7 separate regions of the Mus musculus genome follow, and regions 1, 2, 3, 5, 6 and 7 are each linked to region 4. A link is a loop called in an ENCODE intact Hi-C map of the cell type or tissue named here. Cell type or tissue: heart. All regions are shown on one strand.

Region 1 (4,000 bases), 71 kb after region 4:
AGGGGTATGGGGATGTGGGTTCGGAGTATACAGTTGTAGGGGGTGGGAGTATGCTGAGGGGATAGAGGTGAGGGAGAAGCAGAACCACCGTGCTGAGGACTAGGGTTTTGGGGGGCTGGGGGACATGATCAGCTCCAAGTACTCATGGTATAGTTCTCCTGTGTTTCCTCAGCATGTTCTAGAAAAGACCCATGATGGGACTTTCTAGCAGTGCTGGGGTTTTGAACTGCCCTGAGAGCTAGGGTAGGCTTCCGGGTGACTCCCTACATCAAGGGTTCCATTTGCAACAGTCTGACACTCTGTATGGATGGTCCAGCCAGTGTCCCAGGCACTTGGGAGAAGATGGCCTTTCTGAGCTGGTATGGACAGATCTCTATATTTAGCAGTCTGGAGGCCTTCCAGAGATGCTGGCCCTCAGGATGCTGGGAGGACTCTCTCTCTGTCCCTCTGTAGTAGCCACTAGTCACAGGTGCTTCAATTTTAATGTATACATGCCAGGTGTGAAGGCATAAGCCTTTAATCCCCCTGCACTCAGGAGGTAGAGGCGGGAGGATCCCTGAGTTCAAGGACAGCTAGGGCTACACAGAGAAACCCTGGCTGGAGAAACAAAGCAAAACAAAAAATTACTAAAGCAACTTTAATTGTTTTTGTTTGTTTGTTTTTATTCTTTTGGTTTTTTTTTTTTTTTTTTTTTGGCAACTCAAAATGTAGACCAGGCTGTCCTTGAACTCAAAGATCCACTTGCCTCTGCCTGCCAAGTACTAGGATAGCGCAAAGTTCAGTTTTGTTTTGTTTTTTAAAGATTTGTTTGTTTGTTTGTTTGTTTATTATAAGTTCATTGTAGCCACCATGTGGTTGCTGGGATTTGAACTCAGGACCTCTGGAAGAGCAGTCAGTGCTCTTAACTGCTGAGTCATCTCTCCAGCCCCAAACCCAAAGTTCAGTTCTTGATGGTACCAGCCACCCAGGGCTGGACTAGCTGGTGACTTAATATTAGGCAGGTACGGGATATTTCCATGGGCTCAGCAGACTGCCAGGCAGTGCAGTTCTGTAAAGGTGAGGGGAAACCCCAAGTGGATTTGTTTGTTTATATTCAGAGTGTTCTTTGTAGGGGCTGGGGCAGCAAGAGGAAGGCAAGGAAACCTGGCAGGCCAGTGTCCTCTGCTTGGACACAGAGGGAGGCTGGGCGTGGGTAGAGCTGGGTCAGGAGAGGTGCTGGCTGGCAAAGTGAGCTTCAGCGTGCCAACTCTGGGCCCAGATAGGACAGAGGTGGGAAGGAGGGGTGGAGGCGTCAATGTCAGAGGACAGAGCTGCCTGCAATGAGCCGTTGGGTAACAAGAAGGCCCTGGGAAGAGATTCCAGAGGTCCTGGTTGCAATATATCGTTATCTGACCTGTTTAATCAGGGACTCACTTGTGCCCTTCTGTTCTCAGATACAAATTCCAAATCCGAGCTGCAATTACAGGATATTATTGTCTGGATACAAGTGCTGACTGGAAGCATTGTGGGTGGGTGCCAGGCCCAGATCCGTGTACACCATACACTGGTATGTTGTGAGCCAGGCTCTGCAGGTGGGCAGGATCTCTAGGCATCCCAGGTACCATGTGTGTGGGGATGTGTATGTGTGAGCTCTTTCCTCGAAGGCTCACTGAAGCAAGCCTGACCCCAGAGTTAGAGGTTAGAGCTAGGTGTGGAGACACACAACTGTAATCCCAATGTGGCTGAGCGAGGAGGACCAGGAGTCCAAGGCTAGTTAGTCGTGGCTGCATAACCAGGGAGGCTTGCCTGGAATACAAGAGACCCTGTCTCAAAAATAAAAAACCAACAGCAAGGTTCTGCCGCCTCAGGTGTCAGTTCTTTGTGAAGGTGAAACAGACGTCGAAACGTGTTCATTACATTTGATTTGGTGTTTAAGCTCATTTCCTGGATTTTTTTTTAAGCTAGATTTGTATTAAGATGAGTTAGGGGCTGGAGAACGGTGGCAAAGGATGCTTGCTGCTCTTTTCTGAGAACCTTGTTTAGCTCCCATCTCTCACATTAGGCAGCACACAACAGCACCCTCTTCTGGCTTCTGAGCATGTCTGCACACACGTGGTATACACACCCCCAAACACAAACACACATACACAAAAATAACTTTCAAAAATGTTTGCAAACACTTTTTTTTTTTTGAGTTTCTCTGCATAGCCCTGGCTGTCTTGGGACTTGCTTTGTAGACCAGGCTGGACTCGAACTGACAAATCCACCTGCCTCTGACTCCCAAGTGCTGGGACTTAAGGCATGCACCAATACTCCTTGAAACCATTATTTTAATTTAGGCTTTGTTGGGAAATAGAATGTATCACAAGATAGTGTTTAGGAAGTCAATTGAAGGTGTGGTGGCGCCACACAGAGAAACCCTGTCTCGGAAAAACAAAAACAAAAACAAACAAACAAAAAAAGTGGGGCGTGGTGGCGCCCACCTTTAATCCCAGCACTCAGGAGTCAGAGGCATGCGGATTTCTGAGTTCGAGGCCAGCCTGGTCTACAAAGTGAGTTCCAGGACAGCCAGGGCTACACAGGGAAACCCTGTCTCGAAAAACCACACATCCAAAAAAAAAAAAAAAAAAAAAAAAAAAAGGAAGCCAATTGATCTGCTGCATATTGGTTTATTTGGAATATTATATTCCCATCCAGCTTATTTTTATTTCATTTGAGGTACAATACATAAACAGAAAAAAGCTAAAATCTTGCCTGCCAGGCAGTGGTTTCACACGCCTTTGATTCCAGCTCTGGGGAGGCAAAGGCATGTGGATCTCTGAGTTTGTGGCCAGCCTGATCTACAGAGTGAGCTCCAGGACAGCCAGGGCTACACAGAGAAACTCTCTCTTTAAAGACTATAAACAAACAAACATCTAAAGAAAAAGAAAAAAAGAAAAGAAAAGAAAAAAAAGCCTACCTTTTTTATAATGCCTACTTGACACTTTTCTTTTTTTCTTTTTTTAAGCTTTAATTATTTTATGTATGTGAATACACTGTCGCTGTCTTCAGACACACCAGCAGAGGGCGTCAGGTCCCATTACAGATGGTTGTGAGCCACCATGTGGTTGCTGGGAATGTGCTCTTAATCACTGAGCCACCTCTCCAGCTCACTACAATCAATCAATATATATATATGCATATATGCATATACGTGTGGTGCCTTCAGCCCTTCAGAGTGCCAGCTAGTCCTAGGTGCCTGTAAATTTCCCTTCCCTGCTTCCTGCTTCTTAGGGCATTCTTCCCTACCCGAGGCAGCTGCTGCTCAGACTTCCACCGGCAGCTAGCTTTGTCTAGACTTGAACTTCATAGAAGTGGGGACATACTGTGTGCACACCACATGTCTGGCTCCTATTTAAAAAAAATTAACCTTTGTTTTATTTTTATGTATATGGGTGTTTTTCTCTGTAGGTACATGTGTGTACCCTGTGTATACAGTACCAGGAAGAGTTACAGATGGCTGAGGTAGACCCGCCTCTTTGGTTTTTTAAGCCGGTTTTGTTGTGTAGGGGACCTGTGCTTAGAGGTCTGTTGCCCCAGCCTCCTGGAGCTGACACACATGGCTGGTTTTCCTCTTCTCTTTTCTTCTCTTTTCCTGCTTCCCTTCTTTCCTTCCTCCTCCTTCTCTCCCTCACTCTGTCATGTCGCCCCCCATGTAACCATGGCTAGCCTTGAACCTGAGATTTTCCTGCCTCAGCTTGCAAGTGTGTGTTCCAGTGCCTGGATTTCATGACCCGTGAGTCATGGGTGTGTGCTCAAGTGCATGAGAAAAGGAGCGTGTGTGTGTGTGTGTGGGGGGGGGGGATGACAGGGGCTCACTTTGCAACCTCTGACTGACTTGGACCAGCCCCAGTCTGTCCTGGAACTAACAGAGCTCTTCCTGTCTCTGTTTCCTAAGTACAGGGATTCAAGGTGCATAACACCACTCCTGGCCTTGGTTTTTTTGGAATGATGACACAGGGCCTCATGTAGTCCAGGGTGG
Region 2 (4,000 bases), 220 kb after region 4:
TGTTACTTCATACTGTGTGAAACAGCAGTTTTCAGGTTGTACCTTGCCCGAGGTGACTCCATTCTATAAAAGCAGCGTTTGGCTCTATTTTAAGTGGGAATGCAGAAGCAGGAAGACCACACCACGCCTCACTGTGCATAGGGTTCCACCACCTGTTAGCGTCTCTCACGCAGAACGGACTGACAACCACTTACTTCTAAAAGTTAATAAACAGAGTTTTCCACCTATAGGCCTATCGAGGCTGCCAGATGAGGTGACACACGCCTTTAATCCCAACACTTGGGAGGCAGAGGAGGGCTGGAGACCAGCCTGGTTTACAGAGTGAGTTCCAGGCTAGCCAGGGAGGAAAACCAAACCAAACCAACCAACCAACCAACCATAACTTATCAAAATAAATTAGAACTCTATGAACACATAAGGGTACTGAATTCACACCAGGAGATCCATTATCAAATACACTAAATAAAACCAACTTATCATATGCCCTAGAAAGTGGCAAAAATCGATCACCTTCACTTGAGCCCCATGAACACTTCTAAAGCTATAATGACAAGAGCCCCCATTGCCCGTGTAACCACGAGTGTGTTCATTAAAGGCTGACAGCAGAGAACTCCTACCAATCTCTGGAGCTCAAGATCCTCCCCTTCCTGCCACTGTTGATGTGGCCACCTGTGTGTCCTTCTGGACCATCTTCCAGTTCATTCCCAAGCTCACCTCAATGGTGAAGTCTAGCTCCGGGCCTCCCTCAGCTCCAAAGCCTTCATACCTTATCATGAATACTTGTCTTTCTCTTTACATCTGTCTTCTGCTTCATGTAAGGCCTCTTAGAACTCCTGTGGCCTCTTTACCCCTTACACAGCTATTCAATAGCCTACATAGACATATAATTACTGTGGGATGTGTAGTCTCCGGTGAGAGTTAATATCACCAGTGAAGACTGGAATGATATATTCTATTTTCGGTGATGGCCAGCTGTCAAGGGAAATCTCGAAATCTTGGCAAAATTGCAGCCAACGAAACCCAGTTTGTGAATCTGTACTTCCATTGTGAAAGACATTGTGCCTGGCACTGTGAAAAGACAAACGTGTCCCTTTATGTTTCTGACATAGCATACTCACGACACATGGCTTGCAAGGTTTAAGTCTTAAAATGCAAGGAAACACTAGGCAGCTTATTTTTCTCGTACTGGCAGGCGATTGACTGCAAACGGGTCAGTGTGCCATGCCACGTTCTGAGACGCCAAGTTTATCACATTAAGTCCACATTAAAATAAATAAAATTAAATTAAGTACTTCCTCCTTAACATTTGGGCTAAGATGTCTAAGAAGGGGCCATTCAGGGGTGACGCTAAGGCATCTGTGACAGGTTGGCAAGCGGGGTCAGGGCTTTCGGACACGGCCGCCACGTCTGCGAACCAAGTTCGAGCAGTGTCGGACCCCGTCACCCTCCCCGCGGAGCCTCGGGAAAGATGTCAGAGGGGATCTGCCCCGGGGAGCGGTCGGGGGTGCTGTCAGTCAGCAGAACGCGGACGGGAGCGGCGAGGAGGGCGGCGCGAGGCAGCGGCGGCCGCGGAGGGCGGCCGGCCTCCCCCCTCCCGGCCTCGGGCCCCAGTCACTCACATGCGGGCCCGCGCCCTCTCGGGCTCCTCCCGCCTCGGGGACAGCAGCCGCCGGGCGAGGAGGGTGGGCCAACAACTTCCTGCTTCCGGCAGCGCGACCCGGAAGTGGTTCTCGCGCCGCCGGCCAGGGCTGGAACACAAAGGAAAAGCTCCTTGCGCCCCAGGTTCCGAAACAGATCTGGCGAGGTCGCGGGGCGCGGGGCGCGGGGCAAATCTCGCGGTATCTGAAAAGCTTGTGCTCTTGCTCCCCCTGACGTCCAGATGGCACTACTGCGCCTTCTCAGTCGTAGAAGTCTCAAAATATTAATAACAACAATAATAATAATAATAAAAAAATTTTTTTAGGGGTCCGGACTCATTGACTCAATTCATTCCCATTTACACTTGGCTCACTCGTTTGTATCTATTGACTGCTGGTTCTGTGGTAAGCATCACTAAGCACTGTACTCTTAGGAAACTGCTTCAAGAATTATATATTGTAACATGAACATTCTCACAACACCTGACCATGAACCAGCCAAACAGGTTTATGGAGCTGGTTAACTGACTGCAGGTTTCTCTCACAAATAGGGAGTGGCAGTCAGCAACTGTTTGTATATGTGTGTGTGTGTGTGTGTGTGTGTGTGTGTGTAGTATGTGTACGCTTCTCCATGCACATAAGTGTCTTCAGAGGCACCGGATCCCATGGAACTGGACTTACAGACAACTGTGAGCAGAATGATATAGATTCTGGGAACTGAACTCAAATTCTTTGGGAAAACAGCTTTCTGAACAGCCAAGCCATCTCTCAAGCCTCTATATCAGAACCTTTAACTGATTTCTACCCGGGGACCTGAAACAAAATGCTGGGCTCAGCCCTGATGCTATAACTCAAAAGCCATGGTGACTGTGAGATGGGGTCAGATGAACCAGAGCAAAGACTCCAGGCCACCAGGCCACTCTACGCTCTCCCCATACAGGCACAAATAAGTCTCCTTTCCTGACACCCACTACTACCTGTACCCTCAGCTGACATACTAAGCCTGCCAGAACTGACTTTGTTTTTAACCCCTTAAAATGACAGTTACACAGGCTAGAGAAAGGGCTCCGGAGTTACAAGCACCTGCTGCTCCAGAAAAAGACCAGAGTTCACTTTCCAGCACCCACACAATGGCTTAGAACTGTCTGTAGCTGCCGGGCAGAGTGAGTTCCAGGACAGGCAGGGCTATACAGAGAAACCCTGTCTCGAAAAACCAAATAAACAAAAAAACAAAAAAACTAAAAAGGAGAATATATGGAGCCTAAATTCATCTATGGTGGCCTTGGAAATTCTCAAAGTCCCCTTTTCAGAACCTCACCGAGTGAGAGAACTGGGGTTAGCAGAGTTCCCATCACTTGAAGCTGCAAGGCAAAGAGAGACAGGTGAGACTGCACTGAAGAGGTACAGTTCTGTTTCCCTAAGGACACCAGCTTTACAGAGAACAGTGACGATCAGAGTGGCAGCCTCCTTAGATGACAGGCTGGAAGAGAACAGAGAATGTCTTTAAGAATTTAGGGCTAGCCTTGCAGTGGTAGCGCAAGCCTTTTATCCCAGCACTCGGGAGGCAGAGGCAGGCAGATTTCTGAGTTCAAGGCCAGCCTGGTCTACAGAGTGAGCTCCAGGACAGCCAGGGCTACACAGCGAAACCCTGTCTTGAAAAACCAAAAAAAAAAAAAAAAAAAAAAAAAAAAGGTGTTTCACAGACTGGGCTGCTTTGGGGAGTTTCTTTCCAAGGCATCTCTAGCTGTTCTCTTGAACAGGGCTGGAGGGGGGAAGGGCTGGAGAGATGGCTCAGCAGTTAAGAGCACTGCCTGCTCTTCCTGAGGTCCTGAGTTCAATTTATGGTGGCTCACAACCATCTGTAATGGGATCCATTGCCATCTTCTGGTGTGTCTGAAGAGAGCAATAGTGTACTCATGTACATATAAAAAACAAAAACAAAAACAAAAACAAACAAACAAACAAACAAAAAACCTTTTAAAAAATCTGGGGGATTAAACCTTATTGATGATGTCTCCCAAGAAGAGACATTTACTGTTCCGAGCTAGGAACAGAGTGTAGATGAATCTATTCTACCTTCTGTGGCAGCATCACTCGGTAAACATTAACTGGGATTTGCCCAGAAAAAGAAAAGCAAAGAAACCAAGACCACACATAGCCAAGCAGTGGTCAGGGACACTCACCTATGATGCTTTGGGTGGACTCAGGAATGAGCCCCCATGATGTCAGAGGTAACACAGTGACAGAGACCTAGAGCCCCATGTCACCTTCAACTGTCTGTTAGTCTTTTAGGGACCTTGACTCAGGAGTCATGAATTGGATATAGCAGAGGTTTTCAGGCCTAACTAATTAAAAGCTGAGTT
Region 3 (4,000 bases), 95 kb after region 4:
TTCCAGGAATGGAAGTCAGACCTTCCTGCTTAGAGGCGAATACTCTACAGACAGAACCATCTCCCTGCTCTTGTTTAGTCTGACCTCAAACCTGGTATGCGAGCAAGAAAGGCCTTGAATTCCTGAGTTCTCTGCCTCCATCTCTCAAATGTTAAGGTTATGAGCATGTGGCTCCTTGCTTGGTCTTTTGGGGGTGGGGGGATTTAATTCTGTAGCCCGGGCTGGCCTCCAACTCACAGTACCCCCCCCCCCCAGGTCTCGAAATCAGCTCCTGAGATTACAGGAGTGAGCCACCCTGGCCGAGACTCTTTTTTTAGTTTTGTTTCGAGACATATGTTGCGGGCCTGGCTCTTGCTATGTAGACCAGGCTGGCCTGTAACTCAGGGTTCTAGGACTGACAGCACTCAGCACCACCACACCCTGCTTCCTGGCCGGTCGAGTTGGGGACCTGCCAAGGAGGCAAGGGATGGGGTTGGGGGAGATGGAAAGGGGCTATGAGGTGGGGTGGGGGATACTTATAGGGTGTGTTTTGAAGTCCTGTTTGTATGCAGACTGGACATGAAACAGGACCTGAGCAACCTTGGCTTCCCAAGCAGAAGGGCAGCGCCGCATGCTTTGGTGTGCATCTGGGTGGCCTGTGCCGGGTGATTGCCGTGTGTGTGTGTGTGTGTGTGTGTGTGTGTGTGTGTGTGTGTGTGTGTATGTGGGTCCTTAAGTATCTTCCTTGTATTTCACAGGCAGGGTTTGGTACCATTCGGCACCTGCAAGCCGCCATCACTGCCCCTCCCACCCCCACGTCAACCTGTGCAACCTCTTCAGAAAGCAGTTTGTTTAAACACACCGAGTATTCACACCCCCATGCCCTTTGACCCAGTGAGTCCCTTTCTAGGAAGTTCCCTGGGGCGAGCCTTCTGAAATGCAAGGCAGCACTTAAGGCCTACAGCCCTTCCCTGGGGTTATTTAGAGAAGCTAAATAAATAAATAATGAGCCTGCAAGTCTGAAGCAGGAAGGGGTGTAAATCCCGCTGGCTGACGCTTTCTCCTATCTCGCTAGGGTCACTGTGTGGGCCTTCACCTTAGTTTTCCTATGTATCGTAATGTCAAAGGTCCATGCTCACTCTGCAATAGCAATTGGATTTAATGTCCCGTGCCAGGCAGACACATAGGCAGGGAAAAGCAAATGAACTTTATTAATGTTATCGCCAGGTATCGCACACGTGGGATCGCTGTAATTCCGGAGGCAGGAGCAGGAGGATGACAGGTTGGAGGGTCTCTTGATCTTTAGAGCAAATTCCAGGGCAGTCAGAGCTATGGAGTGAGACCTTGTCTCAAAAGTACCCCAAAAAAGGGCAAAAAGGGGCTGGCAAGATGGCTCAGCGGGTAAGGCAGGTAAGGCTTTTTGCCACCAAGCCCGAGTTCGATCCAACGAACAAACACCCCCGGGTATGTGCATGAAGGACTGCAGGTATGGCTGCTGGTTAGCATGCATGAAGTCCAGATGGCAGACCCCTTGCCAAGTGAACCCAGTATTGGTGGTGAATACGGATCCCAGCATTTAAGGTGTGGGCCAGAGGGTCGGAAGTCCCAAGCTAGTCTAATTACTGGGACTGTGTCTCAAAGAACCCCCAGCGAGTTTTGTTTACTGCAGGGGTTTAACCTCAGCCTTTTGAATACCAGGCACGCTCCCTGCCACGGAGCTACTGGCCCGGTCCTGAAGTGATTATTCACCAAACACTGGTTTGGGGTGTTAATATCACCTTTTTTCTTTTTCTTGTTCTTCTTCTTTTTTTAACTTTTCCGACTTGCACTGCGGCGCGCTGTATCGTCGGCCTTGCACTGTTTTTAATGATAATCTGTTTAAAGTCTAATATTGAAAAGGGAAAGGAAAGAGAAAGGAAACGTGAATTCCCAGAAGCAAAGGCCCAGGCTGATAGGGGGAACTGATCCACCCGCCCGTTCCAGGGAAACGCTGCAGCCACGTGGATCGAAGAGGCCGGCCATCTGCCTGGGCCCGCGCCTGGGTCCACCTCTTCCCTGCAGGGCCCGTAGGGGGCGGGGCTGGCCATGCTGACAGATGTGGCGGGAAAGGGTGATCGACCCTCCTCCATTTCCTTCCGCCCAGGCTCCTGGTGGAGGGGGGAGGTGTCTCCTCCCCAGGGACCCTTGCTGCCCTGGGGTGTGCCCATCTGTCTCCTTGGCCTCCATCCGCTCCTCGCTGGAGGCGACTGCTGTTTGCCTGGTGCAAAACCCTGGCTTTCCTGGGACTGTTAGCCTCCTGTGGTTCTCACCCGGGTCCGCCAGAATCACAGCAGCACCAGGGCCACCCAGGAACTGGATGGAAACACAAACGCACACACTCCACCCCAGATGCAGCCAACCTGCAGCTTGGGAGGTGAGGCTGCTCAGATGAAATCTAACAAGCCAGACAGCATCCCTCCCCCCACCCCGCCCCGCCCCCGTTTTAACTTAAAGAAAAAAGCTAAGATTATTTATGTGATTGTGTGTGTGTGTGTGTGTGTGTGTGCATGTGAACGACACACATGCCGGAGCTAATGGAGGTCAGAAGGTGTCAGATCCCTTGGGATTGGAGTTACAAGCTATTGTTAGTCACCACGTGGATACTGGGACCCAAACCAGAGTAGAAGTGCTTTTAAGTATAGACCAGCCTCTCCCTGAGCCTCTTTTTTGACTCTGGTTCTCATATAGCGCTGGCAGGTTTAGGAACTGATTGATGACTCTTAAGTCTGTCTCCAACTTCTGAGGGATACAGGACCATTCAAGAGTACCTACCCCACAATTGAATACCACAACCTCACTTTAGGGATTATCATGACCCTCTTTCATTAATAATAATAATAATAACAATCACAACAACAACAATACACAGACAGTAATTAAAAATACACACAAACAAGCAGAGCCAGCAATAGGATTCTGAGGCCATGCTCCTTAACCTCTGTGCCCAGAGCTGCCCAAAACTTAAGAGGTCCTGTTGGGTCCCCTCAGGTCTGGCTTTAGACTAACATGGCTTAATCGGCGTTTGGGATGGGAGGCACCAGACCCCTGGTTGTTTGATAGGAAAACCAGAATGGCCTGCCCTACCCCATCCTCCCACCTCCGTCCAGGAGCCCCCAAGCAGCCCAGATACCCTGTGGGCTCTGTGCCAGCTCAGTCCTCTCTATTCCTGACAGCAAGGGAGACTTTAAGGCTGGACCAGCCTGCAGCAGAGGCACACAGCACCACCTGCTGGCCAGAAAGTAGCACTGCTGGTGTCAAGGAACAACCGAAAGGACCCGGGAGACACCATACTCAGGAGGACTATGGCAGGTGCTCATGTCCACACGTGGCTGTCTGAGCCTGTGGGCAGGTGGCACTCTCAGTGCCAAGGCCTTGGAGACAGAACTACACTCTTCCCCTTATCTATGTATTTCCTCATCAGTATGGCGCTATGCCAGGCCCACACTGGGTGCCACCCGTGAGACTTCAGGCAAAATGATAGGTGATCTCAGGTTGGCATGAAATGGATTCTGGATGTAGCCAATCTCTCATTTGGGCTGACGCTAGAAATCTGTCTAGAAAAGATTTTTTTTTGTTTGTTTTGTTGTTGATTTTGATACATAGTCTCATGTGGCACAAACTACTAGGCTGGTGGCCAACTCTCCCTGTAGCTAAGGATGGCCTTGAACTGGTCTGCTTCCACGAAGGGCTGAGAGGGTTTGAAGTGTGCAGTCACCAAATTTGGTGGTGGTGGTGGTGGTGGTGGTGGTGATGGTGGTGTGTGTATGTGTGTGTGTGCTTGTGTGCCATGCGCTACCAGACTTGTTTGCTAGGGGAGTGGTTCTTCCACCATGCAAACTCCACACATCAAACTCAGCTGCCTAAGCTATTTATTTATTTATCACATAGGGACTTACCAGATAGCCAACGCCCCCCCCCCTCCACACACACCACTTCTCCTTCCAAGAGCTGGGAAGACAGTCACCATGAAGGGATCTTGCTA
Region 4 (4,000 bases):
GGGGGATGGGAAAGGAGAGGAGAGGAAGGAAGCAAAACCCAGGCAGAGTTTGAGAAGCAGCAGGTAAGAGGTAAAGTTCAAGTATTTCTCCCAGCACAGGCGGAGTCCCCACAGAAGGCACTCAGGAGTTGGAAGAGGTGACAGGGACTTAAATATGGTGCTAGTTTTTATCCCACCCCCCAGACTGTTTTCCTCTCCCCCCCCCCCCCCCCCCCCCGGCCCATCTTGGTGACCCAGTCTCCATGGTGACTAAAGTTCCATCGACAGGGCTCTGATCCACTCCCACCCCCAACCAGGGATGGATTCAGGGGAGCCCAGCAACACTAGACGCTGAGTCTGGGGGCGGGGCGCGCAAAGAGGGGCCCAGGACCAGTGAAGTAGTCTCTTTCCCTTGTGGGAGGCTCCTCCAGGGACCTGGAGTCTGGAATGAGTTGTCATTGCTGTCCCTGCATCGTCACGCAGGGTCCTGTTGGGAGGCCAGAAGACAAGCTCTCCCTCCCTGGAGGGTCTGACAGACAGCAGCAGAAAGGCTGCTACTTGCTGGACCCCGGTGACAGACTGTGCAGATGGATCTCAGAAGCTGCCTGGGGCAGGAGGTCACCCTGCATCCATGGATGGTTCCGGATTTCTTCAAAGGAGGGCCGATCTGATGGTCTCAGGGACAGGCACCATTTAATAAGGTGCTGACACTCTGCAGAAGGCGGGGCAGACAGAGGTTAAAGATGACTCAACTTGTTTTTGTAATGCAAAGGTCTTCTTCCCCAGACCTACAAGTCTGGGGTTTTTAAAGAGGCACGGTACTTTTTATACCAAACACTGCCCGGTGGGAAAGAACGGATACCGAAAGCCTCCAGCAATCAGCTTTCAGTTAAAAAAGTGCCTCCCCTCTTAAACCTGTGGTTTCAGACTTCAATAGCTCGGGCCTTTCCCATGACACCCACTCACTAGAAATAGGAAGGATGACAAGGGTTTTGATGAGCCACCAGTGAGCAAGATGAGGTGATTCAATTCACCTACCTACCTCACGCCTTCCACTGACACTATCCGGAACCTTCATTTTTTTTTTTTTTTTTTTAAACTTTGTTTAGAGACTGGGTCTCTGCTGGTACTTAGATTTTACAGGGTCTGGGGGTTGGGGTGGGATGTATATAAAACTTGTTCCAATTTGAGCCCAAATGGAGTACTCTGACCCAGTGAAAACCCACCATCTCTTGAGTCCCAGCAGTTGGGGGTCAGAGGCAGGCTAAGGCCTTACTCTCCCCCAAAGAAAATGAATAAATAAAAATAAAAAGGTGGATAGGAATACTCTCTCACTCTTGTAATCCCCAAACCAACCCTGAACCAGGGTTTGGGAAGGATTGGGGGTGTCTGAGGGAAGTTACCTGAAGAGACAGTTTGCCTGAAGAACACTTGGCCCTTGATGATCTCTTCATCGTGCTCAAACGGAATATCTCCGCAGACCATGTCATAGAGCAGGATCCCAAGGGACCAGACAGCTGCCGACCTGCCGTGGTAGCGATGGTAGCGAATCCACTCTGGAGGACTGTACACTCGGGTCCCTACCAGCAGAGGGAATAGAAAGAAACCAGCATTAGCAAAAAAAAAGTTAACAAAGCAGCTAGTCTGAGCCGCTTCTTTTAATTTTTTTTTTCTCCTCCAAAGTTTCTCTGTGTAGCTCTGGAAGTGACTCTGTAGGCCAGGCTGGCCTTGAACTCGGAGATCTGCCTACCTCTACCTCCCAAGGGCTGGATTAAAAGCAAGAACCACCACCTCCACTAGGTTTTCAAATATTTTTTAATAAAGACACTGCCTGGCTCGGGTTTGGTGGCACATGCCTTTAATCCCAGCTCTCAGGAGGCAGACAGGCAGATTTGACTTTAAAACAACCATATTTTTTTTTTCTCTCCATCTCTGCCTCTCTGGTCCAGACAGAAAATGAAGAAATGATATGGTAGCTCTCTGGGAGCCCAAAAACCCTAAACCCAAATCCCTTACACATCGGCCCAAAGACAAATAAAGCCACCGAAAAGCTCAAGTCTAGAGGCCCCACTCAGTGGGTTAGCCTTTAACTACAAGGACCCCAGGGCCCTGCCACACCAGTCTCATCTAGACCGGGCCCAGGTGAGGGCCTTTATACACAACTAACTCAGGGTGTGCTTTCCTCCGGGTTCTATGCAAGCAAGGCATAGACACTGCACTCTCCCACTCCCTAGACTGGAAAGGTACAGTTGCAGGGCTGGTTTCAGACCACGTGATTCCTGTTTACAAACTTTGGGGAGTAAAAAAAAAAAAAAAAAAAAAAGGTGCTAGCCTCGTGGTGCTCAACAGGGGGCAGCAAAGACTTGCCCAGGGGGGGAAAAACACAGGGGAGGACTCAGCCAGCCATTAACTGTTAAATACAAAAAACGCAGCCCAGCCCGGCATCCTCCAAAGAAATTCAAACCACAAGCCAGAGTCACAAGTTTTGAAAGGCCATAGTTTGTCCGGGTGAGCCACTCGGATCGTGACCCACCCTCGCGCTTTGATCTACTATTCCTGCCCTCCACTGCTGAAAGAACGCGATCCAAGCCCCTCCCTATGGTAGATAGGTTTTCATCCTCCCAGCGGAGACTCCCAACTAATTTTCAAACCAGCAACAGATCTTATTTCACAACATTCATTCCAGGCCTCGTCACCCCACAACACCCCCAAGTGGGGTGAAACCGCGGCTCTTATTCCTTTACCCTCAAAAGCAAAACAAAACAAAACAAAACAAAACCCTGCAGTTCTAAGAACTACCTTAAAACTCCCCCACAAAACAAAACTACAAAAGAAAAAAAAAAAAAAAGAAAAAGAAAAAGAAAAAAATCAGCACCAATGTCTCCCGCCACCAACGGCTCCACCTCCTACTGGAGGGAAAAGTGGGTCATACTTTAGAAATCTGGGCTACAGCCGGCTACCCACGACCTCTTATTCACCGGGAAAGCATGGAATTTAATAAATTCCTGCTGAAAAGAAAAACAAGCAAACACCAGCAGCAACAACAAAAACAACAACAACAACAAAACCCCAATCACGCCAGAAATGTTGCAGGTTCGTTCAACCAGCTCGAAATCCCCGGCTGTACTATGCCGGGAAGCTCGCCTCTGCCCCACCCCTGCCAGCTCTGAGCCAGGCGGCCCAATGACCTTTACAAAGGGCCGGAGCCGAGGCCGCCAGAGGCTTCCAGGCCGGCACCTTGGGCAGCTCCCTCCCCGGGGCCTGGCTCACCATCAAAGTCCGTGTAGACTGTGTCCTTGAGCAGCGCCCCCGACCCGAAGTCGATGAGTTTGATTTCGCCGCGGCTCAGGTCGATTAAGATGTTCTCGTCCTTGATGTCGCGGTGGAGAACCCCGCAGTTGTGGCAATGCCGCACGGCCTCCAGCACCTGCCAGAAGAATCCTCGGGCCAGGTCCTCCTGTAGGGCTCCTCGTTCGGTGATAAAGTCGAAGAGGTCTTGCACCGGTTCGGGCCTCTCCAGGATCAGCACGAAACTATCGGGCCTCTCGAACCAGTCCAGAAGTCTAATGACGCCCGAGAAGTCCGAGCTCACCTTCTTCAACAGGACCACTTCCATGGGCACTCGGGTGCCATTGGGCTGCAGAGTGAGGGCGAGGGTTAGCGCGCCGGTTCCGGCACGCCCGTCGCCACCCACCCACCCATGAGAGGGTCTCTGGCTCCGGCTCACTCACCAGTTCTCCCCAATCGGAAATCCGGTCCTTCTCCACGTGCTTAATGGCCACCTGGAAGAAGACCCCCGAGTCTCCATCAGACCCTCCTGCTCAAAGCATCCCTCCGCGCGCCCTCCCCGAGGCGGCGTTGCCCACTCACCGGCAAGTTGTCGGCGACGCGGATGCCAGAGTAGACCGAGCCGAAGCCACCGCTGCCCAACAGCGGGCCCACCTGGTACTGCGACTCCAGGGGCTCCTTCTCTTTGCCTAGGAAAGAGGCACGGGACACTCAGCGCGCTCGACCCACGCGG
Region 5 (4,000 bases), 440 kb after region 4:
ATTCCCATATATGTGAATACATACACACACACATTCACACTCACACATTCACACAACCACATAAACACATGTATATACACCCACACACATTCACACACTCACATCAACACACACATACATACATACATGCACACACACACACATAAATACACACACTCACACACACACACACTCTCCTCTCTTAAAGGGCCAGGTTCCTTCAGAGCTTTCAATTCTAACTCCCTCCTCCACCCCCTCCCTGCTTCCTGGGCTTCAGGACCAGCTCTAGCTCTGAGACACACATTAGCTTGTGATGGGAATTTTAATGCTTTCTCAGCTTCCTCTCTGACTTGGCACTTTGTGCCCACCACCTCCGAGGGGCAGCCCGGGTGAAGAGGTTCTCCAGCCACCCAAATGCCCTCTTCTTGTGTGGTTTTGATGTTTGGAAAGGGCTTCCCAGGTGAAGCCATCAGAATAACTAGACACAACAAGACGTGTGGTCTCGAAGTCACTTTCCGGGCTCCGTGACTGTGAGATGAAAGGCAGGCAAGTGTCTGCCCAGGAAATCCGAGCCGGGCAGTTCGGGGTAACAGGCGGCTTCCCGCCCTGGCTGGGGGACAGCTGCCTACAACCCGGCTGTTGACACACTAAAAAAAGAAATTCCATGGTGACCAGTAGACTCTAGCCAGCACCTGATGGAAGGCGGTAGTTTGAAAATAATCCCTAATGACACCCAAGCCTCCCCGGCCCCGTTCCCAACAAAAGGAGAAACTGGAGAAACTCCTCGAGATGGAGTTTTTTTAAGAGAACTGGGGTGCTCAGCTGCCAGAAGCCCTGGCAGAAGCTGGCTAGGGTTGGTCTCCAAGGTCACCACAATGGCAGCCCCTCAGGCTGGCTGGTGCTTTCAGACACCCACACCCTGGGATAGCCAGGGTTTGTGCTAGCCAGAGGGCAGTGGTCCCTGGAAGGCTGGGGTGGCAGAGGACTGAAAAATAACAGCTATAGCTAGCAGTGCTGTTGCCGGGCTCTGTGTGGGCTCCTCTCCCAGTCTCTCTCGTCCACAATGCCTCATGAGCACCGGTCCCTTCGTAGGACGCTTCTGAGTGTGTTAAAGCAGAGTCTTCTCCAGTCTATATGCAGGGTCTATAAAGGTGACCACAGCCTTCTACCATAAGACAGGTGGAGAAGCTGAGCCTGGGAGGGTCGTTTCTCCTGCCCACTGTATAAGAGATGATCAGGCTGTTTGAGCACTCAGTGTTGCTCCATCCCAGATCTAGGAGCTTCATGGAACTTAGCATGGGCTCTTTCTTTCCCCTGGACTCCAAGTGTAGGACCCCACCTCCTCTTCCTAAATACCTCTGGCGCCCAGCACTCTTATCTGCATGGACTTTGCCCTCTGCCCTTGTGGACCCAGCAGAAGGACTCGCTGATAAGGGGCCATTGCCCAGGTTTATAGTTTCCTCCCGCCTCTCTGGCGACACCTGAGCCTGCTGATCCCCACCCTCCACCCCACAGTCATCCAGTGGCCATCATCCACATTCAATGATAGGGGCACATCCCGTATAGCCAGTCGCCCACATAGTCTCACACACAGTTACATCACTTTTACCCAGACTTAGTCACAAGGGTACACCTCACACACTGCCAGCTACAGAAACAGTCACACATTACACTATGGCTTTACACACACGCCTATAGTCACACCTTACCTGCATGTACTCAAGAGGACATGCGTGCGTGTTCAAGCATGCACACAAGTGAGCACACGCACTCGAGCACCCACACACACATACACATAAACGTCTCTATGATAGTGAATGGGAGGGGCCAACAAGTATAGAGAAAGATTCACCTTCTAGGGCAAAAGATGACTTAGGGAGATAAGACCCTTGCCTCTTTTGCTTTGAAAACCTGATGGCCAGAGTTCAATCCCCAAAACCCACACCAGGTGAAGAGAACCACCTCCACGCCTCACACTTAAGGCCACTTAGCTGCACGGGCAAGCATGAGTGCATGCACATGCACACACTCACACACACAATCAGTACAAGTAGACAGATCTTTGTGACTTCACAGCCAGCCTGGCCTACATAGCAAGACCCAGGACAACCAGGGCTATATAGAGAGCTCTCAAATTTAAAAAAAAAAAAAAAAAAAAAAGAGAAAAACGTTTAAGGTTATTCTTAGTTTATAGACCCTCTTTCAAATAAAATATAGAACAAACGAAACATAATAAAATGGAATAGCTGTTTTTGAAGGCCTTTTTGGGATCCCTTGCTTGTCTGGAACTGTTAGCTGCTGCCACCTTGTGATCTGAGGCGGAACTACAGACTCTGTGCCCAGGGCGGGGCGGTGGCCAGCTGGTTAGACAGGCTCCTACTCCCCACACCCCCCACCACCATATGCCACCAAGACCCGTGACTGCCGTTTTATAGGTACATTCCATTGGCATAGGAAACAGCAGTGGAACCTTGGAAATCAGCGTTTGGCTGGTGCCCATAATGACCCAGGCCACTGTCATCAGTTACAGTGATGGTTGGTGGCAATGTCCTGGCATCCTGATGGGTTTCGTGAACTAACAGTGATGAAGACCCCAAAGTAGTGACTGTGACCTCTACTCTCCAAGCCACCCTTAACATCTTCTGTCAGGTCTTGGAGGTTGGCCCGGGGCACGAATCCTGGCACTGACAGGAGTGGGTGTGTCTAATGATCCCCGTCCTCCCAGAAAGCTCTTCTGAGCCCCACACTGTGGTGAGGCACCTACTATGTATCACTGTTGAGCCCAGAGCCATCCTGCTTCCTTTCCCTGTTGGTCTTATTCGTCTGGGTGTTTTATGTATGGCATGCATCATGTATGCCCCTAGAGGCTAAGAAGAGGGCTGTGAGCTGCAGAGTGGGTCCTGGGAATTGAACCTGGGTCCTCTGGAAGAGCAGCCAATGCTCTTAACCCCTGAGCCATCTCTGATTGTGCTCGTATTTTATGATTATTTTCTAAAGATTTATTTAATGTGAGTACACTGTCACTCTGTTCAGACGCACCAGAAGAAGGCATACAGATGGTTGTGAGCCACCATGTGGTTGCTGGGAATTGAACTCAGGGCCTCTGGAAGAGCAGTCAGTACTCTTAACCACTGAGCCATTTCTCCAGCCCCCAAATTTTATTATTAACTTTTTAATACTAAGTGGGTGACTTAATTCTATCACCAGGCAGTGGTTTCTATTTTCACCTCCTGTTTTGCATATTTTTTTGTCTCTTCCAGGAGGTCCCTGTGATCCCCTGCCTCATGGGCAGCCATTAAGGTAGACCCTTTGTGTGCATGTTGTCATGCCCTGTGTTTTGTAGGCATGAATTGCCATACAGCACTCTTCCCTGCCCTGTAGGCTGGCCTTACATTCCCTACATAGCTAAGAACGCTTATTGAGATTATTAAGATTTATCTTGTGTGTGTGTCCCTCAAAGGCCATAAGAGGGCATCAGACCCCTGAAGTTAGTTACAAAGCAGTTGTGAACCTCCTGACATGGGTGCTGGGAGCTGAACTCAGGTCCTTTTCAAGAGCAAGAAGCATTCTTAACCACCGAGCCATCTCTCTGCTTTCCTTTGTTTCCTCTCCTCTCTCCCTTTCTCTATGTAACCCTGGCTATCCTGGGACTCTCTAGATCTGTCTGCCTCTGCCACTGAGTGCTGGGATTAAAGGTGTGCAACCACTACCATCTTTCTTGTTTGCTTTTTTAAAACACCTTGCACTTCTGACCCCATTGCTTCTAACTCCCAAGCACTGGTATTATAAGTATGTACCATCATGCCTGGTCTCATGTGATGCCAGGGATGATACCTAAGGCCTCATGCATGCTAAGCAAGCACTCTACCAAGCCACGTTGGTAGAGCACCTTGAATGCTAATGTGTTAGGAACTGGGTCATCTCATAGTCTAGAAGGTGGTAATTTGCTGGCTCTGTTTTAATATTGGAAGTAACTATGTTTTGTGGCTGACCTGTATTCCCTAGGCCATACACACTCAAG
Region 6 (4,000 bases), 110 kb after region 4:
GGGAAAGGGGGACTAGGAAGCTGGTCAGGGAGCCTCCCAGAGGAAGGCCATTAAGGCAGGGGTCTCAGTCTATCAGGGGACGTGCCAGAGAATCTCTGCTGAAGGAGCCACAGGCACAAAGGCCCTGGGGGTGCATCTGGGAGCCTTGGTGATAGAGAAGGTATCTTAGTCAGGGTTTCTATTCCTGCACAAACATCATGACCAAGAAGCAAATTGGGGAGGAAAGGGTTTATTCGGCTTACACTTCCAATACTGCTGTTCATCACCAAGGAAGTCAGGACTGGAACTCAAGCAGGCCAGGGAGCAGGAGCTGATGCAGAGGCCATGGAGGGATGTTCTTTACTGGCTTGCTTCTCCTGGCTTGCTCAGCCTGCTCTCTTATAGAACCCAAGACTTCCAGCCCAGAGATGGTCCCAGCCACAAGGGACCTTTCCCCCTTGATTGAGGAAATGCCTTACAGCTGGATCTCATGGAGGCATTTCCTCAACTGATGCTCCTTTCTCTGTGATAACTCCAGCTGTGTCAAGTTGACACAAAACTAGCCAGTACAGATGGTTATCTTTTGAGAGGTGACCCAGGGGCTAGATCGAAAGGGCCTAGTGACCCACAAAGGAGGAGTCCATCAGACAGATTTCTAACCTGACACCACTGTAGATGGGAACCACCTCCTGACACACAGCTTGGTCACTTTTCTATTGCTGTGATAAAATATCATGATCAACACATATTTTTTTAAAGATTAATTTATTATTATATCTAAGTACACTGTAACTGTTTTCAGACACACCAGAAGAGGGCATCAGATCTCATTATGGATGGTTGTGAGCCACCATGTGGTTGCTGGAATTTGAACTCAGGATCTTCGGAAGAGCAGTTGGTGCTCTTAACCACTGAGCCATCTCTCCAGCCCAGCCCACTCAACACATCTTTATAAAAGAAAGGATTTATCTGGGTTTACAGTTCCAGAGAGAAAGAATCCACCATCACACCATCAGAGCAAGGAACTATAGCAGCACTAAGCAAAGAGAGAGAGAGAGAGAGAGAGAGAGAGAGAGAGAGAACTGGGGATATCGAGGGGCTTTTGAACCTCAAAGCCCACCTCCATTGACATATTTCCTTCAGCAAGGTTGCACTTAAACCTCACCAGGGTCACCAACTGGGGACTGAGTGTTCAAACGCCCGGCCTGTGGGAGACATCTCATTCAAACCTCAACAGTTTCAGAATTAGAAGGAGTCGTGTGATCAGGTTTGGTATTAGCACCGACACTCAGGGGTTAAACCAGCGTCATGGCTTAGAGCCAGGAGCAGCGTGGGAATGTGGAAGAGAATGAGCAAGGGCTCCCATGGAATCCATGCTGACCTGGAAGCAGGCGGGCTTAGGGCGAGAAGGACTCCTTCTGAGGAGGGGGTGATTTGGTTCAATCGGGAGAGAGTTGTCCGCCATGCACATCTCTGTGATCCAGCACTACTACATAAACGGAACACAGAGAGACAAGAGGATCAGGACTTTAATATCATTGATTTTGAGAACAGCCTGGGCACATGAGACCCAGAATCCCAGGGGATCCAGGGCCTCTTCTGGTCTCCTCCACACATGCACACACATGGTGCACATAGACACACACTCACACACATAGAAAGAAATAAAACCTTAATTAAAAAATAAAAGTAGAGCCGGGTGTGGTGGCGCACACCTTGGGAGGCAGAGGCAGGTGGATCTCTGAGTTCAAGGCCAGCCTGGTCTACAGAGTGAGTTCCAGGACAGCCAGAGCTACACAGAGAAACCCTGTCTTGAAAAAAAAAAACCAAAAAAACCCCCAAAAAACAAAAAAATAAATAAATAAAATAAAATAAAATAAAAGTAGGGGGCTGGAGAGATGCTTCCAGAGGTCCTGAGTTCAATTCCCGACAACCACATGGTGGCTCACAGCCATCTGTAGTAGGATCTGATGCCCTCTTCTGGTGTGTCAGAAGATAGCAACAGTGCACTCATATACATAAATAAATCTTAAAATAAATACATAAATTAATTAATTAAAGTAAAGTAAAGTAAAAGCTGACAAGAAGCTCACATGACTGCCTATCAGGCTATGCACAGATTCATTCAGCAGACATCCCCGTCTCCGTCTCCATCCTCAGGGGTGGAGGACCAGTCTGAGGTAACCCAATCTAGATGCCCTGCCCTAGTGGACACAAACTGTAGGGGGTTGGCGGAGGAGTGGCTCTACAGTGGGCTGGACACTAACTCCTGGGAGATGCTGCCCCCTAGTGTTAGCTGTATGTGACTCGGAAACTGTCAGTTATTGAGTGTCCTGACTCATCCCACCTTCCCCGGCCTTTCCCTTTTCATCTGTATCTGTGTGGACTCACACTGGGGTCTACGGGCTGATTTGGAGATGAGGGTGTGGCTCCGGATGGAAAGATGCTGTGCTGGCAACACAGGGCACTCAGATCACAACAAGAAGAAAAGAACAAATGGAGCCTGAAGTTCCTCAGAGCCCCGAGTGCCGGTAGCGGCTCAGACCCTTGGGCAGAAGAGTAATGTCCCACAGGGGAAGTCAGGGGGAGGTAAGCTTTGTCCAGGCTCTGACATATATATGGTCATGATCCCTTGTGTCAAGGTCCCTTCCCTAGCTGGGAACTGAACCCAGGTCCCTGCAAAATCCATCTCTCCAATGCAAAGATCGTGTGCATGTGCGCATGCGTGTGCGCATGCATGTGTGCGTGTGTGCACCCTTGGAGGCCAGAAGAGTGTTCTGGCTCTCCTGAAGCTGTAGTTACAGGCAGCTTGAAGTTGTGAGCTGCCTGCCCTGGGCTATGGGATCCTCTGCAGAAGGAAATGTCCTTCACTCCTGAACTCTCTCTCTCCAGCCCCTAAATTATTTTTTTAAAGTCAGCACAAAGCATGGGTTCCCCTGTAGCATTCCTGCATGTATTTTTCTTACTTTCTCTTTCCTCTTCTCCCTTCCTGGGTCCCCATTTCCCCATGCTGGTCCCCTCCTACCTACCCCTTCTGTTTTCTTATGTCCTGTGTTCACTACTCACTCTTCCCCTTAGGATCTCTTCTTCCTGTCTCATGGTTCCCTTTCTTGTTTTATGACCTACTTTACCCAACATATAGACATATTTATACATTTTTAAATCCAGGTCCCATGAAAGAGAGGAAACACGCCATGTCTGGTGTCCGTCTTTCTGAGTCTGGCTTATTTTGCTTAAATGCAATAACTCCCACGCATCTCATGCAAATGTCACAACAGTGTTCCTCTTCATGGCTGCATACAATTCCACTCTGCATATGTGACACATTTTCTTTATCATTCATCTGTTGATGAACATGTGGGCTGGTCCAGTTCTCAGAGATAGTGCAACAGGAAACACAGATATGCAGGCATCCCTGTGGAGTGCTGACTTAGGGTCCTGGTGTGCAGCCAGGGGGTGGCACAGCTGGGCCAGATGGTAGTTCTATTTTCAATGTTTGAGGAACTTCTATCCTGACCCGCTGAGCCATCTCACTGACTCCAAGCATCCCTGAGGGGAGGAGGGGCCAGACGGAGATGTCCATTTTATTCCCATCCATGTCTCTCCAACTCCTTCGCCCTCTTTTCTCTACCTCCTCCCCCCATGTCACTGGCTCTCCTACGCACCAGCTGTGTGACCCAGAGACAAGCAGTTAAGCTCTCTGAGTAGATGTCCTCATCTGGAAAGCAGTGGAATTCGATCATGGTGATAAAACACCCAGAGCATCCTGGTGTGGACTTGTGTGCCTTTAATCCCAGCACTCAGGAGATACAGGCAGGGGGTTCTCTGTAAGACCAGCCTGAGCTACATAGCTAGTTTCAGGCCAGCCAGGGCTACAAGGCTATAAACTGAGAACCTGGTTCAAAACACACACGTACACACAGACACAGACAGAAACACCTCACACACATACACATGCATGCACACCACACTCACACATACACCACACAAGCATACACACACACCACACACACACACACAC
Region 7 (4,000 bases), 56 kb after region 4:
AACCTCGGTCGTCTGCAAAAGCAGCCGCTGCTTTTAATTGTTGAGCCAGACGTGAAGGGACCATAAGGTGATTCTGCAATTCTGTCTCTTTAAGACCCAGGGCTCCCATGCACAAGGCAGCCTGCAGGATCTTCAGAGATTCCAGGGAGGGGGGGGGGATTTGAACTGAAAGTGCTGACAATCAAAAGACCTCATCCTTTTCTGCTGGCCTCAGTGGCTCTGCCCCTGCTCCGCCCCCTCCCCCCCCCCCCCATTTATTTATTGCAATGCTGTTCCCAGCCCCGCTGCTGTGTCAATACTGATAAAAGCAATCGTCCTACAAACAGGTGCAGCTGGGAAACGCCCCTTGGACAGCTGCCAGGGTAATATGATCACTCAGCTGGGGTGACCTGCCTCTGCCCAGCCCCCTCTTGGGTTCCAGTGAAGGCAAGTGTCCTTGGGCGGTTCCTGTGCTCTGAAGGTCCAGCCTGGCATCTCAGTTGGCATCACAGGACTCGTTGGGGTGGGGTGCGTGTCGTTGTCGTTGGAATGGGGTGGGTGTGCACCGGAAGGAGCAAGGACTCCGAGGATTCTCTTTCAGTTTCTTCAAATTAGATAAACCAACTCTGCCTGCAAGTATTTGGCTTTTTTCCCCCCCAAAACATCACTGGCAGGTATTTCTAGATAGGAAATATTTTTTTAAAGTGGGGCTGTGACCGAGATCAGAATAAACTCTATGCATGTACGTAAATGTCATGATGAAATATTTACTATTATGTATGATTAATATATGCTACTTAGAGCCGGGCGTGGTGGCGCACTCGGGAGGCAGAGGCAGGTGGATTTCAGAGTTCGAGGCCAGCCTGGTCTGGTCTACAGAGTGAGTTCCAGGACAGCCAGGGCTATACAGAGAAACCCTGTCTTGAAAAACCAAAAAAAAAAAAAAAAAAAAAAGCTACAAGAAAAAACAATATTAGTGAATTCGAACAGTAAAAGACAAACGGACAAGTCAGTATTGGGCCAGGTTCCAGTTCCCGCACTTAGGAGGTAGAAGTAGGTGGATTTCTCTGAGTTCAAGGCCAACTTGGTCCATATAGCAGCCAGCAAAGGCTGCATAATGAGACTCTCAAAAAAAAAAAAATTCAGTGTTGTTGTTTTTTTTCCTCAAGCCACGAGTTTCCAAATTCCTACCAATGACCTGACCCAAAAGGCATTTTCTGAGTACCCACCATGGCCACGCTCCCGGATTACCTAAATAAACATTTATAAGCCATCCTCCCTTATCCACAACGCATTGGGATGCTACCAGACTCTGGTTTGAAAGATTATATTTCACCGCCCCTCCCCCCACTTGTGCCCCCCCCCCCTGCCCCCAGCACACTTCCCCTGGTCTCCTGGGTACCAAGCCTCTCCGGAAATACCCTGGCTGGGCGGGTAGCCGCTGCTCCCAAAGGACGCAGGCCGTGACAGGGCTGCGGGAGCTGAGCCGCGGGGCGGGCCAGGCCGAGGACAGGGGCGGGCGCCCCGGCTGTCGCATGTCGCAGAGTTGCTCGTGGGAGGGAGGAGGTTGCTATGCAAATGGTACGGCCTACGGAGGCCCCTTTACCCAGGGGCCCTCCGGTTGCCAAAACAGACCATTCCCCGAGAACAGTCGCCTGGAAACGGGCGCTGTCATAGCAGCCTCAGGGTAACGGTGAGCCAGTCTTCTGCCAGGAGGTGGTGGGTCACGATGTGCAGAATTCAGCATCGTCTTTTCCCTTCCCACCAGTCTCCACCTCGGGGAAGGGCGTGGCGGCTCGGCCTCCACCAGCGAGGAGGGGGCAATAATTGGATTGGAGAGCTTCAGAAACCCATCAGCTGCTCCTCTCTGGGGACCGGGAGGCAGGCGGGAGGCTGGCTGCAGAGTGTCTTTGTGATTGGTCTCAGCCCCTCTCTGCCCTGCAGCCCGGTCCTGACCTGGTGTGGCTGGGCCTTGTCGGTCTTCCTAGGTCTAGAACAGCAGTGCGAGCTCCCTGTAGGCCACGGGAGGCAGACATCCATCAGATAATCAGCAGAATGGAATTAGGCTCTGATGGGAAATGTGCCTGATGCTGAGGAGATCTGACCCGGGTCTGAGGGGCTGGGAAGACGGGTGGCCCATGGTCACCAGTCGATGCTTATTTATTTCATTCTTTCAAAACCTGTCTACTATAATTTATGCTCATGTCTGGGTGTGTATATGGATGTATACATGTGGGTGCAGGCCGGCCAGAGACTAGATTCCCAGGAGTTGCTGGGAATTGAACTGAGGTCCTACGCACTTTGCTTTGCTTTTTTTTTTTTTTTTTTGGTTTTTCGAGACAGGGTTTCTCTGTGTAGCCCTGGCTGTCCTGGAACTCACTCTGTAGACCAGGCTGGCCTCGAACTCAGAAATCCACCTGCCTCTGCAGAAATCCACTTGCCTCTGCCTCCCGAGTGCTGGGATTAAAGGCGTGCATCACCACAACCGGCTTTTTTTTTTTTTTTTTAAGAGAGGGGAAACATACACATTTTATTAAACACATACATGGTTTTTTTTGGGGGGGGCGGGGCGAGACAGGGTTTCTCTGTTTAGCCCTGGCTGTCCTGGAACTCACTTTGTAGACCAGGCTGGCCTTGAACTCAGAAATCCGCCTGCCTCTGCCTCCGGAGCGCTGGGATTAAAGGAGTGCACCCCTAGGCCAGGTGCTTGCTTTTTTTTTTTTTTTTTTTTTAAAAAACCTCTTTCACCTCTTTAGTTGCTAGGACTTTTAGTTTTAGTTTTTGTTTTGTTTAATACACAGTCCTATAGAGCCTTGACTGGCCTAGTACTCACTCTGTAGACAAGGCTGATGTCAAATTCACAGAGATCCACCTGCCTCTGCCTAATGGAGGGATTAAAAGTGTGCACCACCACCAAACTGGATTTTTTTTTTTTTGTTCCTCTGTGTGGGCATCAGATCCCCTCAAGCTGGTGTTAATAGTTGTAAGGCCCCTCATGTGGGTGCTAGGAATCAAACTCTGATGCTTTGCAACATCAGCAAGCGCTTTTAACCCCAGCCCCACCAAGCACCCTCAACTCCCTCCCACAGCGCCACAGAAGGGCAGGTGTGGTGCTTCCGGCCTCTGAGTCCAGCAAGATGTAGGAGGATGAAGAGTTCAAGGTCATGCTCAACTACAAAGTGGGTTTGAGGTCAGCCTGGCCTATAGTAGACTCTGTTGCAATGATATAATTAAGCCATTCCATATATGTAGAGGAATAAGCCAAGCCACAATTTGTGTGACATTTGTCGTGTCTCATGAGCCTCAGCGTCCTTTGATCAACTTTCCTGTGCGTAGGGTTTTCTGACTTCATAAATCCCACTTCCCCAAAGTAAAAGAGAAGAATTTTTACTTTCCCAGAAACCCTTGCAACTAAAGCGTAGGCATGAGACGTAGAGTCCACCCATAGAGGCACACCCATGAGGTTTTGATCTGAAAAAGGGCAACTGAGTAGAAAGGTACTCTGCGAAAGGAACTTTGGGAGCCTGGGTCTCAAGAACAGTGGGAAGGATGTCAGGTCATTGAGTAGTCCAGATGCACCACAGCTGGGGCAAGATGGGTAAGGCAGGTTGCAGGTAAGTCCTGTAGACCGGCTGGCCTTGGACTCACAGAGGTAAGCCAGCTTCTGCCTCCGGAGTGCTGGGATCAAAGGTGTGTGCCATCGCTCCCAGAGAAGATTTCTTAAATGTTTGTGTGTGTCTCTGCACATGTGTGCAAGTGCCCTCTAAAGTGAATCCTTGGAGCTGCAGCCCCAGGCAGTGGTGGGTGATGGGAACTGGATTTGGATCCTACACAAGGACGTGTGTGTGTGTGTGTGTGTGTGTGTGTGTACATTTATATATGTATATATATATATATATGAATGACCTCTGAGGCCCAGGTGCAGCGAGCGTTGCTTGAGGTGAGGTCAGCTGGGGACATGGAAGCCAGCTCTAATCATTTAATCATTGGACTACAACCCTTACTCAGCTGTACTTCAGCA

What was found. A loop is a pair of places that touch in the nucleus more often than their neighbours do. Peaks named below come from ENCODE experiments on the same cell type or tissue, not always from the same donor. Only the 100,000 strongest peaks of a DNase experiment are listed, where the experiment ranks them.
Region 1: a loop joins it to region 4, with 4 times the contacts of the local background. A loop is called at or near these places in 14 of 42 quality-filtered maps.
Region 2: it touches region 4 in a loop (2.3-fold over the local background); 7 of 42 quality-filtered maps call a loop at or near these places.
Region 3: a loop joins it to region 4, with 6 times the contacts of the local background. A loop is called at or near these places in 32 of 42 quality-filtered maps.
Region 5: a loop joins it to region 4, with 2.0 times the contacts of the local background. A loop is called at or near these places in 2 of 42 quality-filtered maps.
Region 6: a loop joins it to region 4, with 4 times the contacts of the local background. A loop is called at or near these places in 32 of 42 quality-filtered maps.
Region 7: a loop joins it to region 4, with 2.9 times the contacts of the local background. A loop is called at or near these places in 16 of 42 quality-filtered maps.

What each region holds. Positions count from the first base shown.
Region 1 is chr17:29,420,587-29,424,586 of GRCm38, reverse strand. No RefSeq gene overlaps it. Among named protein-coding and RNA genes, the nearest start is that of Gm36199, 12 kb to the left of the region's middle. In heart, CTCF peaks have their summits at 2,079 (motif pointing left) and 3,049 (motif pointing right); DNase peaks (open chromatin) are centred at 396 and 1,226; H3K27ac peaks cover 1,746 bases.
Region 2 is chr17:29,266,622-29,270,621 of GRCm38, reverse strand. BC004004 (cDNA sequence BC004004) reads right to left here and starts at 1,834. Exons shown (of 9, transcript NM_030561.3): 1 at 1,620-1,834. In heart, a CTCF peak has its summit at 1,869; DNase peaks (open chromatin) are centred at 1,681 and 2,552; H3K4me3 peaks cover 1,878 bases; H3K27ac peaks cover 2,173 bases.
Region 3 is chr17:29,396,325-29,400,324 of GRCm38, reverse strand. No RefSeq gene overlaps it. Among named protein-coding and RNA genes, the nearest start is that of Gm36199, 36 kb to the left of the region's middle. In heart, a CTCF peak has its summit at 2,050 (motif pointing right); DNase peaks (open chromatin) are centred at 884, 1,504, 2,054, 3,234 and 2 weaker places; H3K4me3 peaks cover 2,139 bases; H3K27ac peaks cover 3,794 bases.
Region 4 is chr17:29,491,281-29,495,280 of GRCm38, reverse strand. Pim1 (proviral integration site 1) reads right to left here. Exons shown (of 6, transcript NM_008842.4): 2 at 3,850-3,956; 3 at 3,711-3,761; 4 at 3,250-3,616; 5 at 1,383-1,559; 6 at 1-691. The coding sequence ends at 534. It overlaps Gm26885 (predicted gene, 26885), which reads left to right and starts at 3,737. Exons shown (of 4, transcript NR_168683.1): 1 at 3,737-4,000. In heart, CTCF peaks have their summits at 2,350 (motif pointing right) and 3,928; DNase peaks (open chromatin) are centred at 2,470 and 3,310; H3K4me3 peaks cover 3,571 bases; H3K27ac peaks cover 3,250 bases.
Region 5 is chr17:29,047,633-29,051,632 of GRCm38, reverse strand. No RefSeq gene overlaps it. Among named protein-coding and RNA genes, the nearest start is that of Gm41556, 6.7 kb to the left of the region's middle. In heart, a CTCF peak has its summit at 2,286 (motif pointing left); DNase peaks (open chromatin) are centred at 602, 1,412, 2,342 and 2,692; H3K4me3 peaks cover 612 bases; H3K27ac peaks cover 969 bases.
Region 6 is chr17:29,379,909-29,383,908 of GRCm38, reverse strand. No RefSeq gene overlaps it. Among named protein-coding and RNA genes, the nearest start is that of Fgd2, 21 kb to the right of the region's middle. In heart, CTCF peaks have their summits at 2,042 and 2,241 (motif pointing left); DNase peaks (open chromatin) are centred at 2,268 and 3,468.
Region 7 is chr17:29,434,935-29,438,934 of GRCm38, reverse strand. Gm36486 (a long non-coding RNA gene) reads left to right here and starts at 1,356. Exons shown (of 2, transcript XR_876726.3): 1 at 1,356-1,672. All of the region lies in intron 1 of Gm36199 (a long non-coding RNA gene), which reads right to left. RefSeq lists an enhancer at 3,577-4,000. In heart, no CTCF peak of the experiment used is centred here; DNase peaks (open chromatin) are centred at 384 and 1,524; H3K4me3 peaks cover 2,220 bases; H3K27ac peaks cover 3,653 bases.